Linked DNA regions of Mus musculus: region 2 is linked to region 1. The links are chromatin loops, found by intact Hi-C in ENCODE. Cell type or tissue: left cerebral cortex. All regions are shown on one strand.

Region 1 (8,000 bases):
CAGTCCTACACACACACACACACACACACACACACACACACACCGTCATGGCTACTTGTTATATCATTTATTATGGTCAGTTGTAATTTAAAATATAAATAAAATGTTATGAAAGTAGGTGGGGTTTTTTTTAAGATGACTTTTATTTTCCAGATAAAGTGGTAAATTGTTTTCAGGGTGTACAATTTTTACGTATTTTTCTAATCCATTGAAAATTTATAGAAATCTATTTACTTTAAAAATACTGCTTATACACCACAGCTTAAAGTTGTTAAAAAAAAATGTGCTTATTTTTTGTTGTGTTGAAATTCCTGAATTTGAGTCTCTTTAGAATCACTCACCTGGTGAGTGAGTGAAGGCGTCCTGGAGCCGTTTGCGCACTAAAGGCTTTATGCTCACTAAAGCGCTTTATGCTCATCAGTGCATGGCTGATGATGCCGCGGCTAGAGCTGAGCATGTCAGGGTTATGTTATACTTGCTGTCTTCTGCGTCCTTAAAATTTTACATGTCTAGTATGTAGTTAGCTTTTATATTAAGCATGTTTAAATAGAATAGCCTTTTTAGATAGCTGCTAACTGCTGTCTATTAGAATTTAGTGCCTAAGTGCAGCTATAGCAACTATAAATAGATCAGAGTGCTATATATATTGTAAAAATTACACTTTGATTATTAGTGAACATTCCTTCTCATCTTTATTGCAGGAATCATGGGTAAAGAGGGAAGACAAGCTGCAAGAAACAGTGACTATGCAATAGCTAGATTTAAATTTCTCTCCAAATTACTTTTTGTTCACGGTCATTTTTATTATATTAGAATAGCTACCCTTGTACAGTATTTTTTTTATAAGGTAAGTTTTGTTGTATTATAAGAATCAATTATTGATATTTTAACTTGAAATTCCAATTTAAGAATATTACAAATATTCAAATTATTCTTAAAATAGTTTCTTTAAACAAAAATAACTATTTTATAAATAAATTTATTGCTGGTAGACAGTGGTTGCCACTGGACACAACGTGATAGGATTGCTTAAAAAGGCCACAAAAGAATTTCTGGGTCAATGAAAGGGTTCATTGCAAATAAGCCTGACACCATGAATTCAAACCTAGGACCCCATGAGAGAGAACTCCACAATAGAAGGAGAGAGCGACTGTAAGTTGTCCTCTGGCTTTCACATACGTGCCAGGATGTAGACTTGCTCACTCTCAGTCTCCACTCAGCAGCCCTGTCTCTCTCACATACATAGGAAGTAAATGTCAAAAGCAGGAGAGCACACAAACATCTGCTTTTTGGGAAAGTTCTCTAATCTTATGGTTTATAAATTTATCAAGCATCAAAATTTATACTTAAATTTTATTATTTTGTGCAAATTTAGCTACAATAAATTTAATTTCCTTAAAGCTATTTTATGTTTGCTTAGTAATACCTGTAATTAAACCTAATTTCATGAATTTATAGCAGAGTCCTTAATCCTTTTTGGTTTTAAGGGTGGTCCTGTGGTAGTAACTGCACGGGCCTCTCAGTTATGGAGGGTTCTTTATATGATAAAACAGATGGTAATGCTGAAACACCATTCTCTCATTAGAACCCTTTTAAGGAAGGTGGGATTCAGTGAATCCATGTTTTGTGTCTCTGCTAATAAACATTTACCATACCAGAATATCTCTTGTTGTGTGTGTTCCTGTAATTAATAGTTGTAAGATGATAGACACAACTATGTATATCACCATAAACGGATATGACCGTTTTCTTCTAGCCTATTGTTCTGGCTTTCGCCTGTGATGAGAGTAGACTGATGGTTACTATAGACAGGTGTGGACAGTGCTCTTCTACCTTGTTCTTGCTTCACTTGTCATATGAGAAATACCAAGACAGTAAGATCCTCTGCTAGTTCCACTTTATGCTTTAAATAGTTTGGCAGTATAAAATTCTTATAGTCCTGAAATTCAAGCAGCTGTTACATATAATATCTATGATATTATGGACTAAGAGTTTAAATAGAACTTTCATTGCTTAGGACTGATGGAAACTGAGAACTTTCATTATAATATCTGTATGATTCTCTAAGTAGCTTCTAGACATGATTTAATAAAATGAGAGAATTCTGTGTTCTCACTTTACGTGAGTGTGTCCTTAGGGAAAATGCATCTTAAAGTAGGTGTCAGCTAAGACATTCTTTCTAGGCATTTGTAACCATTTAAGATCTCTGTCTCTGTGGTCATCACTGTTTGAATCCCTTCCCATCTTCTTTTCCAGAATGTGTGCTTTATCACACCCCAGTTTTTATATCAGTTCTACTGTTTGTTTTCTCAACAAGTAAGTAAAACAGGCTTGTGTTTGTCCATTCAGAAAGTTAATGTGTTCAAGTCTTAACAAGTATTTAAACAGACTTCATTTTCCTTTGTCCTGCAAGTAACTAGGTATAGTTACTTAATCCACCTAGCATTCATAATATTTATTCTGGCTTTAATTTGTGATTACTATTAATACCAAAATATATGTTAATTGTGGACTTTTCAAATTGACATTAAATCATTAACTCTTGATTTGTGTGTTCATGAAGGTTTTACGGAGTTTGTGCTTTCCTCCTATGGTGCAGTCAGGGGTGCAGCCAGGGTGATTTCCTCCTATGGTGCAGTCAGGATGATTTTGAACTGGTCCTCTTGCCTCTACTCCCCAAGTGGCTTATGGGGTTAAATTTCCACTGGTGGCAAAGATGTGACGCGTAGGCACTGTTTCTTGGCTTGTTCACTCATGGTTTGCTCTGCCTGCTTCCTTATAAAACCCAGAAACACCTGCCCAGGGATGGCACGATACACAGTGGCCTGCATCATTAATCAGGCATTATCCATAGACTGACTACTGGCCAAGAGTATGGAGGCATTTTCTATAATAAGGTTCCCTTTTCTCTGGGGGGGGGGGGGGGGTGAGATGGCTCAGAAGTAAAACACAGTGGCTGCTCTTCAAGAGGTCCTGAATTCAGTTCCCATCAACCACATGGTGGCTCATGACCATCTATAAAGGGATCTGATGCCCTTTCTGGCATGTAGGTGTAATTCTAAAAATGTTCTTCTTCTCCCATGTCTGATTTGTGTGAGGTTGACAAAGCCCCCTCAGCATAGTGATGACCTGAGACAAAAGCTATAAATATGAAGCATTCGTAGCAGCCATACCAGCTGCTACACTTGAGAGGACGATGATGGCACCAAGGACTTAGCCATTCAAAAAAAAAAATAGCTTCTATGGAAAAAGAGAGGTTTCCATACTGTAAGCTGTATAGAAGATGGAAGGTGGGGGTAGGGGGTGTACCTCAGAGACCTACCTAGGAACCCAGGATGCATGGAGGAGAACTGTTAACCTGTGCCACCCTGACCAACTTAAGAGTCTTGAGATGGAAATCCAGTTTACTACACTGAAAAAAACGTTCAGTCCCCCAGACAACATAGCTCTAGGAATAGTATATGTTCTATTCTAAAACAAAACATGTTTATTAATTGAAATTCTTATAAAGGGATTTTGGTATAAATTGAAAAATTAAGGTACTTATTTTTAATATTTTCCCATTACTATGTATACAATAGAATATATAATCTAGAATCTCAAATTTTCTCCAATCTATTCTCTTTTTAGACACTGTATGACAGCGTGTACCTGACTTTATACAATATCTGTTTTACTTCCCTACCTGTTCTCATATATAGTCTTGTGGAACAACATATAGACCCACACGTATTACAGAGCAAGCCTACCCTCTATCGGTACGTATCGTCTATTAGTGGATATGTCTAGGTAGTGTAAAGCATAGTTGTTGGATGGGTTAAAGTTTTTCAATGTTAAAGAGAAATTCTCAGTAAATTTCCAGTGTTTTTAGGAATAAGCACTTCTGTCCTTAAACTGTTGTACACAAGAGTAGTTATTCAGTTGTTACTAGCATCTAGAGCTTCTTTAAAAGTTAGTTTATATTTTCATATTACATAATTTATGAGTGCCAATTAAAGTAAAGTGCAAGTGAAAGACAGTAGTTCTTGCTCTTTCCAGAACTCCCAACCAGGTGATCCTAGAGATGTTGAGTCTGTGAGGACTAAGCCATGATCGGCATAAATTGTCAGGGAGGCTGGAGAGCTCCAGTTGCAGACACAGCCAGTCATGTGAGGGAAGCTTGCTCTGCCTTACCAGAATATCTAGGAAGGTCTGTTACCCTCCTCACAATTAACTTCTGCAATGAAGACACTGAGGAACCTTGGTGCTGAACCCAGCCTGTATCTTACCAGAGATCATCCTGGCAGTGTGGCTCAATGAGAACAGAATGTAAGACAGATAATCAGGTTTTCACAGTTACACTGAAGTACTCTGCCTGTATCATGGGTTATTATCAAATGAAAAGATACTTGAATTTATTGAATTCTGAGCTGTTATCAAGATACTTGTTATTATTAGAAAGGTTTGTAAATTTAGTTTGTTCTTTTTGCTGATATTTTTTAGCCATCTTAAAATTCATAAATTATTAGTTAAATTAGTTTAGAAGATAAAATGAACCCTAATGTGTTGATTTTTCTTTTTACAACTAATTGCAGGGACATTAGTAAAAACGGTCTCTTGAGCATTAAAGCATTTCTTTACTGGACCGTCCTGGGTTTCAGCCATGCCTTCATTTTCTTCTTTGGATCCTACTTTCTAGTGGGGAAGGATACATCTTTGCTTGGAAATGGTCAGGTAAAACATGTTTCGCAAATGTTTGAAACCGTTAATAATGTTGAAAAGAATGTAAGCTTAAATCACTTTTGCTTAGCCCAACCCCCAAGCGCCCCCTGCCTCCGCTGAGTTCAGGGGGACGTCAGAGTGGGAAGAGTTGGGTCTTCATGAGCTCACCCCTCACTCCAAAACAGGGCACCCGATGTGATGTATGCAGGCGAAATGCTGCCTCCCTCCTTTCTGTGGAAATAGGACATGGCCTGCCTTAAGTGAGACCAGATCCTCGGGATTAGGCCCACAGTCTTAGCAGTTCCGGGTTGAAGTTGCCTGCTTATATCATAGTGCTTGCTGCTGTAGCCCTGAAACACTGCCACTCAGGACTTCAGTTGATAGCCATTGATTTTTGGAATTTCCAAGTCTGCATACCTAAAAAAGTGAGAAATAAACATAGATTCAGTATGATTTCTATATGAGTCTGCTTGGAAATCTGCAAGGTACCCTCAAAGGAATGTAAATTGATGTTCCATTATTAATAAGCAGTGTGTGTTTACCATTCGCTTTTATACACCAGATACTTTGTCCATTCTGCATACTTTGAATGTCACTTATCATCATTTTAAAAATGATGTGAGGGCTGGGGAGATGGCTCAGCGGGGAAGAGCACTGTCTGCTCTTCTGAAGGTCCTGAGTTCAAATCCCAGCAACCACATGGTGGCTCACAACCACCCATAATGACAACATCCTCTTCTGGCGCGTCTGAAATCAGCTATAGTGTACTTATGTATTATAATAATAATAATAATAAATCTTTTTTTAAAATGGTGTGAAAGTCAGGGAGCTTCAGTAATTTGTCAGGTAATTGCTGATAGAGACATAGACATTAAAAGCAATCAGCCTTTACATAAGTTCTAAGTGAGTGTCGAGATTTAGAGCTATGTAAGTTAAATTCATAAAATCTGCATACTTAGAATCTTAGTATGGAAATAACATCTGAAATTTTGGGGGGGATTCTGCATGTGTGATAGACTATAAGTTTGTACTCTAAAGACCAAAAGAGTGCTTCTGCCTGATACTACTTGCAGTATTTACATGGAACCCTTTGCAAGATAGTTCCATTGGCCATTGTCTTTTTTTCCCCAGATACTGGTTTTAAGTTTAATTTTTTTTCTTTTTTGTTTACTTAGATTTTTCTATCTAGATGCACTGTAGCAAATGTTTTACTATAACTTCTAGTTAGAAATAGTTCAGAAAATGACTAAGGTCAAGCAAGGTGTTGTTATCATTTTTACATGGGGACAGGAATACAACAGCACACTGTATCATCCTAAGTAAAAACAGTCTTAATAAAGACATTCTGCATTCTGAGCCATCTTTATGTTTCTGCTTGTATATATTACCCAAAGGGCCATTGTTCAGAATAGTTATCACAATAAGGCTTCAATTGTTTTTGTCCTTGTCACTTTATTAATATAATCAGAGTTCATGTGTATATCTGTCTTAAATAATTCAGATACTTTTTGTAAAGAGTAAAATTACTTTTACCTTATAGTGGAGTTAACACTATGCTGATAACTAACGTATTAGTCTGTTCCTTGTGTTTAGATGTTTGGAAACTGGACATTTGGTACTTTGGTCTTCACAGTCATGGTTATTACAGTCACAGTAAAGGTATGGTATGATATTAGAAACCTGTGTGCACTTGTTCTGTGTATCTTACTTCAGCTTTTAGCTAGACATAGTTTCCCTTTTGGCTTTTCAACAGTACATGGTCTTGCTAAATTTTAATCATTTATTTAAATTTTGCTGTAAAATTTTTCTTCTTGTCCATCATTTTGGAAAGCTTCATATGATTTTGGCTACAAATTACTGAGATTTGGATTCACTGTATATTATCTAAAATAACAGGGATTTTTTTGTGTGTGCCATAGAGTTGAGGTAATGTCTGTCATCGCATGATATTTCAATACTGCTTTCCCTCAGAAGGAAAATATTCCAATATTTCCTACTAAGACTGTTTCATTGATACTGTGTCTTCTATGGAACCAGTCCTCAGGGCTAAAAACAGCTATAATTGACAAGTTAAACTATTATTTTATTTTATATTTCTAAGGCACTTTTTTTTTTTTTAGATGGCATTGGAAACTCATTTCTGGACTTGGATCAACCATCTTGTTACCTGGGGATCTATTATATTTTATTTTATATTTTCTTTGTTTTATGGTGGAATTCTCTGGTAAGTGGCTACACTATGTCTTAATTGTGTTGATTTAACAATAATGAACATTTATTGTGATTGGCTTCTTGACGACCAAAATTCTGCTCATAATAGTTTATAAAAACATTATGCTGATAAGTTCATTCTTGTGAGTTGATATATATTCACAATAATCCCATTGTACTCATTTTTCTACATGAAAACTGAGTCTCTTGGTCATAAAGGTAAAACCAGAAGAAAGCTTTACTACAAACCGTTAGTCTGACTTCATAGAAATGGTCTTTATGCTAACCATATTAGTTTTAAATTACTTACTCACTCATGCAGTAAGTCATAGAACCTGTTAACTTTTTGTTGGTAACATCTCTCTCAAAAGTTAACAGTATGCTTCATCTTCATTAAATGTAGCTCATTAGTGGATTCTGGGAGATTAGTAAGTCATGCCTCCTTCCCTAAGCTTTCTGTAGTACCTGATGGTTGACTGACACTTTTTCTTTTTTTTTGGAGAGCATATGTATTCCATGTGTCTATTGTACCTTAGGTCCACTTACCAGGGCAAAACTTTCTAAAGGTAAGCACAAAGAACTCGAATCTGTTGATCATCAACTTCCATGAAAGGATCGTTAAAGAACACACTTATGTATATTGTTTTGTGTAAACCTTTCCCTGTTTTTATTTTTTCCTATAGTTTCTTACAATTAGGATATTTAAAAAAAGAAAAAAGAATACCTTCATAATACCATGATCTGAGTTTCTGAGTGTGTATAAAGAAAAGCTGGGCTTTCGTTCTGAGATTTGGATAATCAGGAGGTTGTTCTGGTGGTGTTGCTGGAGGCTGGGGTGTCAGGCTCTGTGCCCCAGCACATATGTGATGTCAGAGGGCATTGGTTCTCTCATTCTACCTTTACTGGGCTCCAGGGACAGAACTCAAGTTGTTAGGCTGGGGCAGTGTGTGCTTTACCCAGCGAAGCCATCTCATTAGCCCAGATTTTTTGTTTGTTTTTTAACCAATAGAAAAAAAAGTTTTTACATACTTATTTCTTGGTTTTTTTATTTCTATAGTCTCCATTACTCTATTCTTTATTATTCTTTT
Region 2 (8,000 bases), 140 kb after region 1:
TACAGGCATGTTGAGAAGGAAAACTGACCCTACTCAGGAAGAGGGAGATAGGATTTGGCTCTGAGCCACAGTCCAGAACCAACAAGGCTTACCTGCATATCATATGACCCATCGCGGTTATACGTCACAGCTATGACTATATCTTTAAGGACAAGGGAGAAATTGAAGAAAAAAAAAAAGAGAGAAAACATTATGTAACAATGGAGATGACCCAATTCTCCCTCTCAACCTTAGGCAGCTATTCAAAGAAAAGGTGACATCTTAACTCCCGCAGACACAATGCTTTTGTTAGCAAAGTCTCTGACTGGGCTCAGTACAGACAGCTTAGCAAACCTTTCTCTTTTGAAAATGGACTTTTAATATTCCACACATTTTTACCTGCACACAAAAGCTACAGCGAGAGTGCAGAAAGAGCGATCAACTAGAAGGAGAAGGTCTGGTTTGAGACCCAAATCTACCACCTCCTTACTGCTGTGGCCTTGGCTAAGTAATTGTTTCTATGTGCCTTCACTTGCCAGCCACTAAATGGGTGTGGGAATGTAATAATGAAGTAAATGTGAGGCTCTTTAAAACAGTAACAGATCATAAGAATATATGAGATGATTCATGCCACGCATGAATATGGAATTGAAGAAGACTATTCTCCAAGTTGGAAATCACAAGTTTTATATAGGTGTTCTCCTGTAGTTTCTGCAAGGCCCTGGGCTCAATCTCCAGCAGCAAATATTTTTGTGACCAGAGTTATGCAAGTTACCACCACTTGATGAACTCCTGAAGTCTTGGCCATCATCTGGATGCTTCCAACTTGAATGTTTTTAATCTTGATCTTCTCCACAACCCTGGCTAGTTATGCCCAACTGAATGCTGCTGACATCTTGTGATGAACATGGTAGGCCACTGCTGTCCCTCCTGCCTCACAAGCTCCATACTGGCACGGCTATTCTCCACCATCCAGGTTAAAGCCCTTTTTCTCGCCTGATGTCCAGTGGGCAGCACCTGGCAGCCAAGTTCTTTCCTTCCAAAACCTGTCTTACGAGTCTCTTCCTTCCCTTGCTGGTGTTCTACTGGAATGACCAAGGCTGACAGGCTCTGACAACGTCTTCTGGGCCCTCCCTGCTTCCCATCTCAACCCGTCCAGTTCCTTATTCAAATTACTGTCCTAGGAACAAGGGCTCAGCCTCCCACCAGAGTTTCCTGTATTTCCCCTCTGTGTGGCTCAGTTAACAGCCAAATGGGAAAATGGACCACCTGATAGCCCCACGGGCTTCTTTGCCCCATGCTCCTCACACCACCATGGGAGGCCACACCTTATTTATGTGACATATCCTTGGGAAGTGTCTGCCTAGGTCTTTTGAACTCACTGTTTAGCACATTTCTATATTTCTACCTATAAAACAATCATGATTCCCTCTGCATACCAAGAAAGCTGAAAGAAGCTGAGGAGAAGGGCGATTCTGTAGGAGGACCAGCATTCTCAATTAATCTGGACCCTCGAGATCTCTCAAACACTGGACCACCAAATAGCATACAGCAGCTGATATGAGGCCCCCAACACACATACGTTAGAGGACTTTCAGGTCTGTGTTCATTCAGAGATGATGCACCTAACCTTCAAGAGACTGGAGGCCCCAGGGAGTTTAGAGGTCAGGTGGGGTGGGGGATGGGGACTTCCACATGAAGACAGGTGGGTGGGGAGGAGTGTGAGATGTTGGAGGGTGGGTGGGAAGGCAGGAAATGGGCATGGAGTGTAAAAAATAAGTTAAAAATAAAATGAAATTAAAAAAACCTACAAAACTGAAACTATTCACAAATGAATTCTATTAACCCTATGGCTGGTACCTTCACATACTACAATACCCACATTCCAACCGAATACACTTCCTAATAGCTGAATAACACACGCACGTGCACTCAAGGGGAGAGGACAGAAACTAGTTTGCTCTTTCCGCCATCTATCACCACAGCTGTTTTCAGAGGTTTTACACTGGGTAGGTGAAAATTCTCCACTCTGTGTAGTATAAATACTAATTTTTTTAAGGAGAAAAATGTCTTCAATATACCAGATCATGTTTTTCAATTACAAAACAGTAAAAGTGTTTAAGTAACAGTAATGCCAGTAGAATTACAGCGGAGATCTGACTGTAATTTCACAGCATGAAACTGTGATTCCCTTCCCAGATATTTTTGTTTCCCACTGGAGACTATTAAACAGCTCGGTACACATTCAATAAGGCATGGAAATTTAGTGGGTGTAGTGTTATGTAAGCATGCATTCCTGGGAGATGGGGTCAAGCCCGGGCTGCAATTAGTTTTGTATGACCTTTGGAAAAGTACTGATATCGGAACTTTGACCTTGGTTAAGAACAATTAGTTGTTGAAAATAAAGGTGGTTACTAACAGCATGAATCTTATTGGCCTGCTCTGAAAAATGCAAATGAGACAGCCTCTGGAAAATGTTTAATATTGTCTCTGTAAGCCTTGAATAAATTTGGGCTGTTATTACTATTGAGGGCCAACTCACAGTTCTAACAAAATGGTCACCAGTAACAAAATAATATATAAAAGATTCAAGTTATAAACACAGCACTGAAGCACATGGTCATTTTCCTTGAGAAGACTGAAGACTGGTCCTACGTGAGATCATAAAGGCCCCGGGCTTCGTGTCTGGGATACTCCCCTGGTTACTGCTCATTAGCTGTTTGCCAGGACTCCCTAGAACACTTCCAGGGAGTTATATTCAGAATCAGAGCATCTTTGTGGAACAGCGTAAGAGAAGAAAAGTGTATATGGTGAGCAGCAATCACGGCAGCTTTGCAACTGTGCACTCATTCGTTTTTAAATTAAAATGTTCTTCATTCTAAGAAAATCCAGTACAATTCAAAAGAGCGCTCAGTGGTTTAATGAAAACCCATGCCAGATAGCATATTTGGCTCATCTGAATTTCCGTGGCACATGTGATTTTTCTGTTTAATTTAGGTTGCAGAGCGCCCTGCAAATTTCCCTGCCTCTGATACGTGCACTCGGCACACGGAGGCGGCTAATGAGACATTCTCTGACTCTGGAGACTGCTTTGTAGGACAGTACGAATAAACATTCCAGCCCAAGATGCAGGACAAGTTACCCACTTGTGCTATGGAGTGGAGGGGCATTTGCAACCGTCCTTGGAGACCACCCGGTGTATTTCTAGTAATGTCCATCTAGGCTCTAGTTACAACGCAGTCACTTTGTGAAGGATGCATTTGCTGCACAGGAATGATGTCTGTCATCTCAAGAGTCAAGAAGGCCCTGTTCCGCTCAGAGAAAGGGTGGCTGATGCTGGCAGGGAGCTGCTCTAACTGGTACGAGAGCTGCCTTGGCTCAGGTATCCCTGACATCCTCATATCCGGCATACTTCACCCACTCTGGCATCTCACGCACTCTGTCCTGTAGCAGAAGGGACAGTCACTGGCTCTTACGGCGCTCTGACCCTCTGTATCCTGCCTGCTCACACTCATTAACTATCTTCTGGCTTAGGTGCCAGTGTCCTCTAGCTTTAGTTAAAACGTCAGTCTTTACATTGAGCCTTCTCAAACCAGAATACAGTTAAAAACCAAAACCAAAGCCACCGAGCCAAAGTGTTAGAGAAGCCTGGAGTGGTTATCAAAAGGAGTGGCTATCCATAATGCTCTGTGCCGACTGGCCTTAGCAAGTCACCCTGCTCTCTGTGCTTCCGCATCTACACGTGAGCAGTGACTCCCTCATTCTCTTGTGACGCTCAAGTGAAGATAAACACTCAGGTGACTGAACATACACTGGATGACAGCTCTTCAGTGACCCACTCCACCTGGATCTCAAAGTCCTGCGTGAATAGTGGCGACCATCTGTCTTAGAGCAGGCGGAAAAATAACGTACAAAGAAAGACCTTGCCTAAAATCACACACCCTAGTCTCCTCAGTGACAGTTGGCCATATTTCATTTCCACTGTCTGCTAGGTATGTCTTATGGCTTATTTTCAGGATACTTAAACACCCAAAAGCAGGGAAAATATGTGCAGGGTTGATCCCATGGCCCTACTTGAGCCACTTAAAAACCCCGAGCTGACTGTGCTTGGGTTAACACGCTGTGTCGCTGCACTCTGCATTCCTCTCGTAATAAGACGTCACTCACCACTTTTACCACTTCTCAGAGTCATGTTCCTGGTGTAAGAGATATTCAGTCTTCTCCCACTGCTGAATGAAAACGGAGAGAATTGATCTAGAAAAGATTTAAAATACAACAACAAAATTACAAGTATCAAGCCCCCCAAACATGTACAAAGGTGAATGTAACCCACGGGTCCTTGGTTGGCAGCTCAGATGTGTGCTCTACTTCGTAAGTAAGCTAGTTGCTTCCACTTGTGTCTCAGAGACTTTTATCTGAGAAGTCCCAGCTTCTCTGGAAGATGAGTATCTGCGACTCAGCCCTTGTCCTCTGGTGGCACAGAGGTCTCCCTTTCGCTGTGCCTCTGTGTCACTGGCCCAGCTCCTCGTGCTGCGCATACAAGCTCTGCTGGGCACAACCCAGAGGCTGTGGTACAACTAAACCGAAGCCATTGAGTGTGAAGCCTGTAACTGTGACACTTTACAAACCTAAAGACGCAGTTATATTCTTTACACTTTCGATAGAAAGACTATGAATAAAGCTAAAAATCAAAGATGCGAACAATTGAACCCTGTTGTTATTGATAGGAAGCAGGAGCATATATAATAATCTTGGGGCTAAAGAGATGGATGGCTTAATGGCTAACGGCAGGAGCTGCTCTTCCAACTCCCAGATAGATGGAGGTTTACAACCATCCATAGGTCCAGTGCTAGGGTATATGATGCCCTCTTCTGGCTTCCATAGGCACTGCATGCATATAAAGCACAGACCTAGATGCAGGCAAAATCCGCATACAGAGAAAATAAAACAAAAAATTATGATTCTAATAACAAAAAAATAAGTAGATTTAAGAATTATGTTTACTCCAATGCTCGGCATTATCCTGAGTAAATACTGTGGGGTGGGTTTCAGAGAGAGAGAGAGAGAGAGAGAGAGTCTCTGTTTTATTAGTTTAGAGGGAGAGACCTTTCAGTGCACAGCTGACTGAAGCTGTAAGCCATCCTCTGAGGTAACTGATGCCAGAAGTTGGGAAACCATTGAGAGCATGCTGGAGAAGGAGCCTTTGTGTGCAAACCATGACAATCTTCCCGCGGTGCATCCTCTGACACCCTGAAGGGCCCAAACTTCCATTCAGACAGAAATTCAATCACAAGATGGAAACACAGGGGAAGAAGAAACTTAACAATGAAGTGTGGCTCACGCTTAGGAGTCTGATTCTCCAATGTTCCATCCTTCGACCAAGGGCACTGCGGTAGGTAGGGCAGGTATGGTGAAGCAAGCCACAGGAGTAATGAATGCACACGGCCAGCAGAGGTCACCATGAGATACAGAAGGAACGAGCGATTGCAGAGACCCATTTCTGCAATGCTAGGCATTCATGGAGCAAGTGCTTATGTGTACACTTGTGATATATGCACGTATGCTTATGTACTCAGGATATATGAATGTTTCTTTTATAACAGACACACACACAAGAAAGAAAGACAAAAAGAAAAACCCCCAAAACATCTTCAGAAAATAATCAGTCCCTGGAGGCTGGAGAGGCAAGAACGTCACAGAAACAGAAGCGCGTTTCTTGCTGAGTCAGAGAACACGGCCAGGGAAGAAAGGCGCGCTCGGTACCTTGAGTGTGGAGTTTAAAAGCGCTGGTCATTTCTTTCTCTTTGAGGATGAGCCCCAGAGCTGCCTGGCACACAGACTCTTTGGCTATAGTGCTGTGACTCGGCAGCAGGTCCTTGTGGTGCTGAGGGATGAAGTCCGTGTGCACGTTCCCAGCCTCAAACTCTGGGTGGCCGGAGAGCCGGAGCAGGAAGTCCACGTTGCTGCGCAAGCCGACAATCTGGGAAGAGAAGCAAACCCAGGGCCCTGCTGAGCATAGAGGACAACACATTCAGGAAGGCGTCCGTCCGCTCTATGACCTACCAAGGTGTCACGTGCAGAAAGGCGATCGATCATTGCACATCTGGACCTACACTTCAAAATGTGGCTTCACAAGAGAAACAGGCTATAGGACATAGTACCGCAGGAAGGGGGTTAACTGGCTTATGCTGGGAAAATGATGAAAGTTAAAAAACCAGACATGAGATATATTTGCAAGAGACCAGATTTTCATTTAGAGCATTCCACAAAATAGGATGCCCGCAAATGCAGCAGGAAGGATCGTGATGCTGGAGAGGGAACAAGAGTAAGCAGCCTGAGAGAAGTCGCCTTCCAGCTGAAACCCAAGGTTTAGATATGGATATAAAAATTAAACAAAAAAATAAAGAGCAATACCATCTTGAATTCTCTCCTCAAAGTAAAAGGACTAAAGATGGAGGTAGCGATGGCGTTGGGTTCATGCATCGGCTCACCCAGCCACCCTCCTACTTCATTCCCTGAGCTGCTGTCGGTGCCAGGTTCTGACACAGCCTCTGGGGACAGTGAGAGGCAACACAGATGCAGCCCCTGCCTTCACAGGGCCCTGACCGAGGCTGAGACTGGCTGAGGTGACAGAGAACATACAGTGTCCTGTTCTGAATGGGACAATGAACCCTGAGGAAGCTGACCGAGGACAGTCAGCACACAGGATGGATGGGGTGAGGATGGACTAAAAGGGAAACAAGAGCGCTTCTCCACATTGACCCACTGAAGGAACTGCAGGTGTGGCCACAGTGATAGAGCCTTAGAAATTGCAGCTTTTACATGGATAAATCAAACAGGATAATTTTTAAATTATGTGTTATAAATTCTTCCATGAAGTGAATGAAGTTAAGGTGGTTGGAACTTATGTACCACAAAAATTAATGTGATACAAAAAAAAAAAAAAAAAAAACCCAAAAGACAAAAAAAAAACAAAACCAGAAAACAAAAACAACAAAAAACCCACCTCTGATCCATGGCTGAAAATGAAGATCAAATGTTTTGTTTTTGTTTTTGTTTTTTTTTGTTTTTTTTTTTGTGGTTTTTCAAGACAGGGTTTCTCTGTGTAGCCCTGGCTGTCCTAGAACTCACTTTGTAGAACAGGCTGACCTCGAACTCAGAAATCCGCCTGCCTTTGCCTCCCGAGTGCTGGGAATTAAAGGTGTTGCCACCACGCCCGGCTTCAAATGTTTTTTAAAGAACACTGATTAGACTCATTCCTATAGTTGGCTTATTCACAGATGACTGGGACTTCACTGGAACGCAGTGGGGACATTACTGGTTTTATCTCTACGATCCTTTGTTTTCCAACTGAAATAAAGAAGCGCTCAAAGCCCGCACACACTGGTCTTGGAGAACTGCCCCCTGAAGAACTGCGTGTGTCTGACACACAGGAACGTAGGGCTGAGGTGCTAACATCAGGCCTCTGGCCTCAGCTCACTCACGTTGTACTGATGAAGGCAGTACCTCAGCTTCGACAGGGCTGACTGGCGGTCTGAGGCCCACACAACGAGCTTTGCGATCATGGGATCGTAATGCACCGAGACTTCATCTCCTGGAATCAAGAGGCACTGTAAGCTGTCAAAATCAGATCTCTGAGGATTGAAGCAAAGCTGAGCAAGATGTGCTTCCTGTCACCTCACGCCCAGCCCTCCCCAATCCCTGCATGGCAGGTGCCCTCGGCACCATTTTATTTTCGAGGAAACCATGACTCAAGAGGGATTTAAAAACTTGTCTAAAATCTAACAGGGATTAGTCACTGAGAGTACCAGACTTTCTCATGTGACACATATTATGCAGTGACACAAAGGCTGGCTTTCTTCAGCCTTTTTTTTTTTCCTTTCTCTGTTCGGAGGTCAAGGCAAAGTCCAACCCTCTCTTGTTAAACTTATTTCCATTCTGAGCTTTCAAGCCTTCAATCCTCTGGGCCCACATACACCAACCTGCCCAACCCACAAAGTAATTAGATAAATAATGTGCAA

What was found. Peaks named below come from ENCODE experiments on the same cell type or tissue, not always from the same donor. Only the 100,000 strongest peaks of a DNase experiment are listed, where the experiment ranks them.
Region 2: it touches region 1 in a loop (2.2-fold over the local background); 2 of 42 quality-filtered maps call a loop at or near these places.

What each region holds. Positions count from the first base shown.
Region 1 is chr3:35,830,665-35,838,664 of GRCm38, forward strand. Atp11b (ATPase, class VI, type 11B) reads left to right here. Exons shown (of 30, transcript NM_029570.4): 22 at 702-847; 23 at 2,257-2,316; 24 at 3,631-3,758; 25 at 4,575-4,713; 26 at 6,295-6,360; 27 at 6,822-6,925. Among named protein-coding and RNA genes, the nearest start is that of Atp11b, 81 kb to the left of the region's middle. In left cerebral cortex, no CTCF peak of the experiment used is centred here; a DNase peak (open chromatin) is centred at 3,101.
Region 2 is chr3:35,968,332-35,976,331 of GRCm38, forward strand. Mccc1 (methylcrotonoyl-Coenzyme A carboxylase 1 (alpha)) reads right to left here. Exons shown (of 19, transcript NM_023644.4): 12 at 7,464-7,573; 13 at 5,743-5,959; 14 at 4,147-4,233; 15 at 93-142. Among named protein-coding and RNA genes, the nearest start is that of Mccc1os, 28 kb to the right of the region's middle. In left cerebral cortex, CTCF peaks have their summits at 4,856 (motif pointing left) and 5,438 (motif pointing right); DNase peaks (open chromatin) are centred at 2,941, 4,847, 5,421 and 7,662.